Regions from separate parts of the Mus musculus genome. Here region 2 is linked to region 1. A link is a loop called in an ENCODE intact Hi-C map of the cell type or tissue named here. Cell type or tissue: heart. All regions are shown on one strand. Links, peaks and the distances in the headings refer to the core of each region. The heading gives the core; the rest is flanking DNA.

Evidence for each region. A loop is a pair of places that touch in the nucleus more often than their neighbours do. Peaks named below come from ENCODE experiments on the same cell type or tissue, not always from the same donor. Only the 100,000 strongest peaks of a DNase experiment are listed, where the experiment ranks them.
Region 2: it touches region 1 in a loop (3-fold over the local background); 6 of 42 quality-filtered maps call a loop at or near these places.

Annotation. Positions count from the first base shown.
Region 1 is chr8:4,512,970-4,518,342 of GRCm38, reverse strand. It overlaps Cers4 (ceramide synthase 4), which reads right to left. Exons shown (of 11, transcript NM_026058.4): 2 at 2,615-2,788; 3 at 1,353-1,470; 4 at 1-103. The coding sequence starts at 2,787. Among named protein-coding and RNA genes, the nearest start is that of Cers4, 22 kb to the right of the region's middle. In heart, for the core only: CTCF peaks have their summits at 1,970 (motif pointing right) and 3,211; no DNase peak of the experiment used is centred there; H3K27ac peaks cover 847 bases.
Region 2 is chr8:4,248,027-4,253,399 of GRCm38, reverse strand. It overlaps Tgfbr3l (transforming growth factor, beta receptor III-like), which reads right to left and starts at 5,186. Exons shown (of 7, transcript NM_001195258.1): 1 at 5,048-5,186; 2 at 4,059-4,195; 3 at 3,654-3,974; 4 at 3,019-3,133; 5 at 2,775-2,933; 6 at 2,479-2,551; 7 at 1,977-2,107. The coding sequence starts at 5,117. The coding sequence ends at 2,089. Snapc2 (small nuclear RNA activating complex, polypeptide 2) reads right to left here and starts at 298. Exons shown (of 5, transcript NM_133968.1): 1 at 96-298. The coding sequence starts at 278. In heart, for the core only: a CTCF peak has its summit at 2,617 (motif pointing left); DNase peaks (open chromatin) are centred at 319, 2,609 and 3,929; H3K4me3 peaks cover 2,749 bases; H3K27ac peaks cover 3,006 bases.

The DNA.
Region 1 (5,373 bases), core at 1-5,000:
TCTTGGATAAGGAAGGCCGATCCTGGTTCCGACGTCTCCTGAACCAGCGTTGAGTCTGCCGAAGCGTGAGGCCACACTGGGAAGCCAGCAGGACCATCTGTGTCTGAGAAGGGAGTAATGAGGGGAAGGATTATACAGGCCCAATGCCGGTTTCGTACCCTTTGTTCCTACTTTGATTCCCCACTGAAGCTTAAGATCTATCCCACAGAGAAAAGAGAGGAGGGTAAGGTGGCATCTACTTCAGTTCCTGCCTTCACTTCCTGCCTTCACTTCCCTCAGCAATGGACTGTTACCTGAAAGTTTAAGTTGAAATGAACCCTTTCTTCTCCAGCTTGCAGTTGTTTGCACTGCAACAAGCAGCAGAGTAGGACACTACCCTAGGCAGGCACTCAGCTCTCAGCTCTATAGAAGCTATTCTATTCCCAGACAGGGCACACTGCCATCACGTCCACCTTACCCAACAGAACCTGACCCAGACCAGGCCAACTGGGCTGCCACACCATGGATGGGAATGGAGGCAGAACCACAGGGCTGCTTCTGACACTCCAGGCACTCCACTGGATCAAAAGCATCTTGTCCCTTCCCAGAACTGGGACGAAACCTACTCTTCTGTTTGTTGAGTGATCATAAGGTTGATGTTCCAGACTAAGAGAGGAGGGCTTCATATGCCAGGAAGCCTCACAGTGGTAGGACCTCATGTCCCAAGAAACCTGGGAGGAAGGAGCAGGGCCTTAAACCCCAAGAAGCCTAGAGGTACAGAGACTCATGACCCAGGAAGGCTGGAATGCCAGTTTCAAACTCTGGGAACCCTGAGAAGGATGGGACCTTCAAGTCTCAGGAAGACCAGGAGAGAGAGACATGGCCTTGTGTCCCAGAAAGGCTACACAAGGACAATTTTATGCCTCAAGACCTTGAAAATAAGGTTTCCCCAGGTCCCAAGGAGAACAGGAAGGGCAGGGCTTCATACCCAGGAAGCCTAAACGGGCAGATACTCTTGGCTCAGGGAGATGAGGAACATGGCCTTGCTTTCAAGAGATAGATGAGGGATGGGGCTTCAAAGCCTTGAGGCTAGGAAGAGTAGCCTCGTACTGAGAGAGAAGTGGTTTCAAGCCCCGCAGAACCAGGGAAGGAGTGACTGATCCACTAGTCTCTGCACAGCAGGAAGAGGTGGGGGTCTCACAAACCAGCAGACAGAGGAGAGAGCCTAACATACCAGGGAATCTGTGGGTTCAAGTTGAATCTGTGGGTGTGTCAGAGGTCCCTGTCCAACCTCTAATAAGGGACACACACCACTTCTATGCCTGGGTCCCAGGGCAATCACCATGCAGCTGTCTAGAGAATATGGGGCTCACCTCCTCTGGACACTGCTTCATCCTGAGGAAGTACTTCTCCAGCACCGGGTTGGGCTTTATCTTTCTCCTGATTGGATCCTGCACACCCATCCACCGGCTCAGGGGCAAGGCCACAAATCTGAGTGTGAGAGAGACAGAACTCAGAAGAATGCAAATGAAGGGATGTGACTATAACAGGAGGAAAGTGAGAGGACCTGAGGCTTGGGGAAGCCTTACCAGTATGTATAGTTCAAATCTATCTGAAAAGAGGGTTTGGAAGCCCAGAGCCAAAATGCCCACGTGGGCAGGACAGAATTTTCTGCCACTACTCCCAGCTTTAATCCCTCAAGGCCAAAGGGATTACCTGTATAGTGCATCAGACCAAACCTAAGAAAAGACACTATAGCTTTGTCTTCAGAAGAGAGATGTTCAGACCAGTTCATTGGGAACCCAGGATCCTTCACCCATATTCAACCAAAATCAAGTCTTCTCACTACCTGTGTCCTGGTGACCTGGGTCTTCACCTCTCTGCATCAGGTTACTCAAGGGCGGGCCTAGGCATGCTACCTGTTAAGTCTGATTTACCCTCCCTCCCATCCTTCCTGCAGCAGATACCTGGTTAATCAGTTACCCACATTGCCCACAGGAGGGTGCCCCAAGACCACAGATGGAGACTGAACATCAGCTCTTTAAGGAACTCAACTCCTTCCTTAAGGCCTATCTAAACTGAGCTTCCCACAATTCCTACAGGCCCAGCTGATCTTACACACTGTATATTCTTAGTCATGTTACTAAATCTTTGTGTGTCTCCATTTTTCCTTCTGTAAAATGGGAGTAATAATAGTACCGTGCCATATATTGTCATCAAGCATTGAGTTAAGACATACATACATCTTAGATGACAGAGAAAAAGCCCTCAAAAAAGAAGTATATGAGGGCTCTGGGCAGACGGTTCAGTAAGAGTCTTTACCACACAAGCATTTAGTAAGTGAGTTCAAATCCCCAGCACACATGCAAAAACTTGGGTGTGGCCACATGCCTGCCTGTAACTTCATCTCTCTGGCAGGTTGGGAGATGAAGGATCACTTAGGGCTTGCAACCCACCAACCTAGCTCTGGGCCACTCAGGGAACCTATCTGAAGGTACTAAGAGAATGATAAAGGACATCTTGATGTCCTCTGACCTCTACACCACACACACACACACACACACACACACACACACACACACACACATACACACACACATGCATACACCCTGCAGGGCCACATCATGGCACTTACCTCTCAAAGACAATTCGCACAGCCACCAGGACCAGAGCCACTGGGAAGGCAGCAAGCACGTGGTGAGGGTGGGCGAACACCAGGCCATCACGGTCCTCCAGCTCTGCCCATGTGACATTGGGTGGTAACCAGTATGTCTCCTGCCACAGCCACTCACTCAAGCTGAACGACATGCTGTGGATACACAATCAGGTAAGCATAACTCAACTCAACTCAACTCAAAGGGTGTGTACAGTAGGACAGGCTGAATCTTCAGTGCCACTAAGCATACTACTTGAAGAAATGTCAGAACAAGGGGAATACTGGAGAGATCGTTCAGTGGTTTAGAGCACTTGCGGACCCACACCGCAGCTAATAACCATCTGCAACTCCAACCTGAGAAAGCCAATGCCCTCCTCTGACTCCCATAGGCAATGCACCCAATGTGGTGCACAGACATACAAGCAGGCAGAGCACCCATATACAATATGGTGGTTTGAATGAGAATGCCTCCATAGGCTCAAATATTTGAATGTCTGGTCCCTAGTTGGTGGCCTGTTTAAGAAGAATTAGGAGCTGTGACCTTGTTGGAGGAGGTATGTCACTGAGAGTTGGCAACGCCCACTCCAGGCCCAGTGTCTCTCTGTCTACTACCAGCAGGTGAGGATGTAAGCTCTCAGCTACTGCTTCAGTGCCATTTCTGCCTGCTTGCTGCCATGCTCCCCACCTTAGTGATAATGAACTAACCTCTCTGAAACTGTAATTGAGCTCCAATTAAATACCCTCTTTTATAAGTTCTTTTGGCCATAGTGTTTCATCACAGCAGTAGAACAGTAACTAAGGCACACATAAAAATGAATAATGTTTTTAAAGCCGGGTAAATGGTATTTCTGGTTTATCTAAGAAACCATTTCCACAGTTAAATCCTGGAGGTTCTGACCTATTTCATGGTCAATCCTTGAAGAGTTCACAGTATTAGGATATAGCAAAAAAAAAGTAGGACGAGCCTTGGAGCTGGTAAGGCATGTCCTTGTGGCTGTGTCTTGCCTGAGGCCTTCTTCTATTGCTTTCTTCTGCTTCCTGGACACCATGTCTCAAACTGTTCTACCCCACTACACCCGCCCCACCATGGTATAATGACACTCAAGTAGTAACCCAGAATAAATCTTTTTTTCCCCTTAAATTGTTTATGATACATGCTTTGTCACAGTGGTGAGATTGCTTAACTGAGGTTTGAAATATGCTTGCATGATCTTGGTTTTGGTTTCTTGTGGGGATCAAGGTCACCACCCTTGGCTACATAGTGAGTTTGAGGCCATCCTGGGCTATACAAGACCCTAAATAAAAAGAAAAATCAAATTCACATGGCAGGAAAGAAATAATAAATCAATAACGAGAACTGTAAGTGTCACTCAGTAGCCACTTGCCTAGAACACAGGAGGATCAAGTTTAATCCTCAGCACCCTCTCCCCTCCTCCATTTTCAAAACACAAAAGCATTTCAGATGCACACTAGCACGTACTGTTGTCTACACAAAATGCTATCAACATAAAATTCAAAATTAGGCCAAATAAATGTATGCTGCTGAGGTTGGTTGGCTTCCTGTGGCTACTCTTGCAAACTGGTTGTCTGGCAGTTCTATATATAGGTCAATAGTTCTAAATGGATCTCACTGGGCTCAAATCACGTTGCTAAGCTGGTCTCCTCTAGAGGCTCCTGGGAGAATATGAATATTGCCTTTTCCAGCAACAAAACTCAAAATTCTACATCTGGGCTATGCCCCCAGCTCCTGACTCAGGGATTCTAAGCAGTCACTCTTGAGGAAGTAAGATGAAGGGCTTCAGGGTTCCTCAGTTTCCATTTTCTCCTTTGAAACTCAGCTCCATATCCTCACATCTCATATATCCAGTCTGAAATATGAGTACAACAGATATGTACTTTACTGGGGAATGGAGTGGAGGTGAGAACAGGAGGTTCCATCCTGGCTGGTTTAATTCCTGGCTCAGTCATTTACCAGTTATGTAACCTTGGGAGCAGATGCCTTGCTCTCTCTGTGACTCAGTTTTCCCATCTGTAACTGGGATCCACAATAGTTCATTCCTAATAAGTGGCTGGAAATGACGCCTACAGCCGTGTGAGAACAGTGCCAGTAATGATTTGGGGGAGGGAAGTGGTCCGAGAAAGACTGAGGGGTCACTGGTATGTGGCAGCTTCTGGATGATGCTTTGTGTGGTGAGTGGTTTATGCGTACATGGGCAAGTCCACGAGCTCTGCATGTACATGTGGAGCCCAGAGGTAGACCCTAGGTATCTTCCTAAATTGTTTCCCACTTTATTTTTTTGAGCCAGGTTCTCTCACTGTACCTATAGTTTACAAGCTGGCTGGAATGCCCAGTGAGTACCCAGGATCCCCCTGTCTCTAATCCCCAGCACTGGAATCAGAAGCATTTCTGTGAGTGTCTTCTTGCTTGCAGAGCAAAGGTGCCACGAGGCAGTGGGTGCTTTTCTTCTTCATGCTCCACTCCTCAGGTCCCCACACTCCCAGTTCTGAGAGTGGAACCCAGAACCAGGCTAGGCAAATGCTCTCCAATAACACATACACCCAGCCCCACACTGGTAGATTCTAGACAGACAATCTACTTTTGAGCCACAACCCCAGTCCTATGATGGCACTCTACCACGAAGACATGACCCTTGCCCCTCACTGGGGGATTCTAGAAAGGGTCTTTTCCACTGAGTCACACTCCCAGATCCACAATGGTAGATTCTAAGCCTGTGCTC
Region 2 (5,373 bases), core at 1-5,000, 260 kb after region 1:
GAGATCCGCGACGGTCCACCCACCCGGCCAGCTCCACCTTAGCACGGCCGTCCCGCTCCCCGGCCCCGGCCCCGCCCCCAGCACCAGGGCTTCACCTCGGCCTCGCTGCGGCCTCGCAGCTCCTGGGCCAGCTCCGCGGCGTCTGGCTCCGGCTGGCCCCGCCGAGCCTGAAGTAGTCTCAGTAGATGCCGCATCTCGCGGGGGCTCCAAGCGGTGGGGCCCGTAGCTTCACCTACGTAGCGTGCTGGGACCCTCCGCCGTCTCTGCGGTGGCTTCATAGCGGGACACTGCGGGGCTCTTTCCCTAGTGGGCGGGGCTACGGAGGCTGAGGCGGTCTGCAAGAGCACTTCGCGGAAGTTAGCAGACCGGGGGCGTGGCTCGCGTTTGTCTGCTGCCGGGTGTTGCTACAGAGACTGAGGCGGGCAGAGGGATTAGTGTTTTATCTGCGTTTTATGTCACTCGTGAGCTGCAGCAAAAAACTTTAGACCCTATATTTCCGAACTACGTCATGAAGTCCATACTGTGTGCTTTGCTTTTCATAGAGAAGTGGGCAGATGCCCTCAAAAACGTGGGCTTGCCATTTGTGAGGCAGTGTCGCTCTATGTCATCTTGGCTGGCCTGGATCTCGATATGTAGACCAAGCTGGCCTCAAACTCACAAACTCGTCCTCCTGAATGCTCCGTTTAAAGGCACGCTCCTCCACACTTCTTCACCAACCAATCTTCCTTCACCAACCTTTAATGCTCATTTCTAACACAGACATGGTGGCTCACAACCAACTGCAGTGTACACCCATATGGTTTACATACACATACATAAGGGCAAAAGGCATAAATCGAAACAGATCAACCCAAGCTTGCCACTATTCCCAGCATTTGGGAGGCTGAGACAGGAAGGCCGCTGAGTTTACAGGCTAGCCTGGGCTCCAATGAAAACCTGCCTTGCAAGAAAAATAAGTCTGGGTTATGGGGGCAGACAGCCCTAGACACTTCTGAGGGGATATAGTATTGCCAAGCCTGTTTCCTCGTTGGTGGATTAAACCCGGAAGTTCCTTTATTGCTGTATTAGTCAGGGTTCTCTAGAGTCACAGAATGTCTCTCTATTGAGGGAATTTATTGTGATGACTTACAGTCTGCAGCCTGACTAACCCAACAATGGGCAGCTGTGAATGGAAGTCCAAGAATCTAGAAGTGACTCAGTCCCCACGAGGCTAGTTGTTTCAGCTAGTCTTCTGTAGAAGTAGGCTCCAACAGATGTGCTGGCAATTAAGTGCAAGCAGGTGAAGAAGAGTGAGTCTTCCTTCCTCCAATGTCCTTATGTAGGTCTCCAGCAGAAGGTGTGGCCCAGATTAAAGGTGTGTACCACCAAGCCTGGATCTGGGACCTGCTTTGTCCCCAGCTGACCTTGAACTCAGAGATCCCCTTGCCTTCGTCTCCTGGGATTAAAGGTGTGTACTACCTTACGTGGGCCTTTGCTTTTCATGGCCACTATGCCTCAAGATCTCCATGCTAAAATCCAGGTCAGAAACTTGTGTCTTCCAGCCTCAAGATCTGGATCACAGGTGAGCCCTTTAATTCTGGATTGTAGTTCATTCCAGATATAGTCAAGTTGGCAACCAGGAATAGCCATTACATTTGCTTAACACAAGGATGAGACTCGAGTTTGAGGAGGTTGGTTGAGGGACATGGAAGTAAAGAACAAAGAAGGTCCAACTTGGGAGAGAACGAAGGAGGGAGGAAAGGAAGACTCTATTTAAACGTAAGCCGGCTGGGTTGTGTGTGCTTTTCTGTTTCAGGCAAATGGCCCATGTCTCTCCCTGGCTGTATGTGTTCATGGGGGTTGGAGTCCCACCCCTCCATTCTAAGTCTTTCCAAGCCACAAATCTCCCCACATCTGGACCCAAGGTACAGCCTGGAGCCTCCCCTCGTGCACTCCACCCCTGCCCATGTTTGGGAGCATATTGACTCCACCAGAAGTTAGCAGGTCACCAATTTATTTTGAACAGGGGAGTGAGGACAGGGAGAGGGGAGAGAAGACACGCAGGAGGCCTTCTGAACGGTAAACCACGGCTGAGTGGATCTCAGGACCTCACTGGGTGGTGCCATCTCTGGGGGAGAGGGGGTGACAGAGGCTCAGGTCACATTCTCCCAACAAGCTTTGGCTTCCTTCACCAATCTATGTATTGGGGTGTGTGAAACTAAAACTGTATAAATCCCTCTTACATATCTGTTCAAGTCCTAAAGACCCCGTTCTTCACTGCTCGGGACCCCATCTCCCAAATTCCATTTGCAGCTCCACCTTTGACAAGTTACTTAGCCTCATAAAAGCATTCTTCTTCTATCTATCTGAATGTTGTTCAAAAGAAGATTAAATGAATGCACAAAGTACTTGGAGTCCCATGAGTAAACTCTAAGAACGATCCTTACCACCATGCCCTTCTCATAGCTCTTGCTTCAGACCTTCACACCCAGTACTTACCTGCCTACTGGGGGTCTCTGGAGCTGGGGGCCGCTGAGAGAAGCTCTAGGAGGCGGGCCTGGGGGTGGGGGTGCTGAAAGAAGAAGCTAGCTAGAATAGGAGTTGCCTGTGCCCTGCGCCAGATTAAGCGCGCCCCCTGGTGGGAGCTGCTACAAGTGTACCAGCCCTAAGGGCCAGATCCTGGAGGCAGGTTCAGGGATATGGGCTCACGGGGTTGGGGGTGGGGCAGGTAGACTACTAGACTGTCTGAACGTGTGGAAATAGGTGTGGGGTTCTGGCGGAGCAGAAGTCAGTACCTGAGTGTGCGCAGACGAGACCAAGCCCAGCGGCCAGCGCAGCACCCAGCACGAAGGCCGCCAACACCAATGCCACCACCGGTGCAGGCTCCAGTGCTGCAGGGGCTGGAGCGGGTGGCTCCGGGTGTACCGACCTGCCTGGGAGACTCTTGGATGGCCCTATGGGGACACGCGCAAGGCTGAGACTAGGCCTTGGACCAAGCTGTCCTTCCCATCCCGGTCCCAGGGCCGTTTGTGAGCTTACTAGGGGACGGACGAGGTATTGTGACCACGATGGGCTGTGTCAGCATGTGCAGGTGGGGGCTGTCGGTACCAAGGCTCAAGCTGCTGCCCGCACATGCCTCATCCTGAGGCAGACACTGGGTTGCAAGGGAAGAAACCAGACTTCAGTGCCTTGGTGGTTCTGGGTCTGGTCTCCCAGGGCTCCTATGATGGGCTTAAGCTTCCAGCTTTCCACTAGAGCTAGGAGGTTACCACGGGACTCCTGGGCGTAACCATAACCATAAACCTAAACCTAAAAACGGTTTCAGCCCTAGAACACCCCATATGTCAACCTCTAGGTCTCAAGTGAGGCCTGCAAATCAAATGTGCAGAAGTTTAGATAGATCGCAGTGTTTTCTTGAATCCAGCCTTCCAGCCCTAAAAGGACTCCAGATCCCACCCAAGGATCTTAGAGCACAGGCTGTACATTTCTAGTCTACTTACCGGGAATCCTTCTGCAGAGCCCCATGAGGGATATCTCTATACCCAGTACCCATTGTGAGAGGGACCCAGACCATAAAGCACTTTGCTTCCTAAGGTCCCTCAGCTGCCAGAAATGCCTTTGCCTAGCTAGAGAATATTCCGCAGGTGCCGAGATTACTGTTTCTGTTAGCGCACCCGCAATGGTGCTGGTGGGGTCAAAGGCACTGGTGTCAGGCGGACAGCTCGGCGGTGGTGACTGCTGCGACGGCGGCAACGGCTGATCTGGCAGTGCAAGAACTGTACTGAGGCATTGAATACCGGACGCAGGCGAAAGCTGAAGCGTGAGACGCTAGCAGCATCCGGGCGTGGAGGTGGTGAGAAGCTGACAGAGTCGTCGGCGGGGCAGCCCCCACGTAGAAGCACCAGGGCAGGCCCCAGGGTCGGGCGTGAAGAAGGTGTTACTGAGCATCGGTGAAGGGCTAGGCCCCATCTCGGTGAAGGACGGGCCAGGGCCGCCTGCAGGATCAAGGCGCCATCAAGGTCGACCAGTCCCCATCTATCCCTCTTCCCAGCCACCCTCGTCGTTTAAGGCGCCCGCACCTGCACAAACACATGGCTGTCCGCCGGAACCTCCAGTGGCCCTGCGCGGCGAGGGAACGCGTCCTCTGCATCTGATAACTCCAGACTGAAAAGGGGTCTGCGCAGCCAGGGGCCAGGCGCCCCAGGTAACAGAGGTGCTGAAACAGAGCACATAGCAAGGGCGCAATTCCCTCTAGGGAGCCCTTGTCTCGCTTTGAAAAGGGATGCATTACAGGTGGTCTCTTTACCCATGCTCAGCCGCATGCCAAATTCTTTCCAAGTTACAACCATGTACCGCTTAGTGGCATCAGGGCCTAGTAGAAGCTGAAGCCAGCACAAAGCTGTGCTCTTTCATTTTCTGACCTTTTGTGCCATTTGCAGAGTAGGCAAGGGGATGTGGGGGACACACGGAGTTAATGCCCTCCTGTGGTGGTGGTCAGCAGAGATGAAGTCAGGATTCTCTGCTTTGCCCAGGTTGCTAAAGCCTTAGAGTCTAAAAGATCCAGTATGAGCTACTGGCCACTAAGGAGAAGTAGGTTACTGGCATCTGTTGCAGTCAGGAGGGTGCCCACCCGTATCCCTCCAGAGGGCAGAGGCTCAGTACAGACAGGCAACAGGACTGGGAATTTCTGTTCAACAGATCTCTAAGTCCCCAAACAGAGGAGAGAGAGCACCAAGAGGTAAGGGTGGATGGTCTCTTTTGTGTTTACCCAGGCTTGCACTTACACACACACACAGCCTATACAAGCAAATGACTGCTTTCAAGCAGCAGTTAGCTGGGGGTTTATCACGAATGATTTGCACACTTGACCCTATATCCACAGCCCTTACCATCACTTGGTTGAGAAATTTAAGGCAACTGGCAGAGGGGCTAGTCTGGGAAAAGAAAAAGGGATGGCACCCCTCCCCCTCCCCACACCACCACACACATCCAGGTGCAAAACGCAGTTGAGAAGGGACAATGGGCAAGTGGGACACAATGCCCCCACCCCGTGGCAGCCTCTACGTACCACGTGGTGTACCGTGCTTACTGGAGGTCCCAGGGAGCAGGGCCAGGAGCAGGAGCGCAGTGCCCACCATGGCGGCCTGTCCAGGTTCGAGTGCTCCAGACCGGCAGCGAGCACCTGGCTGGGCTGTACCCAGCCCTCTAGGTGTGGGTAGGTAGCCCTGGCCTTGGTGAGGCTGCCACCCTGGGAAGCAGGGAGCGGGGGCGGAGGATGGAGGGGCTGACATCTGAGCACATGCTCAAGGCCAGCCATGGATAAGGGCTTTCTTGATGTACTGAAATTTCTACAAGGGGGGCCCCTCACAAAGCTGCCTGATGCCTTCGGTCACT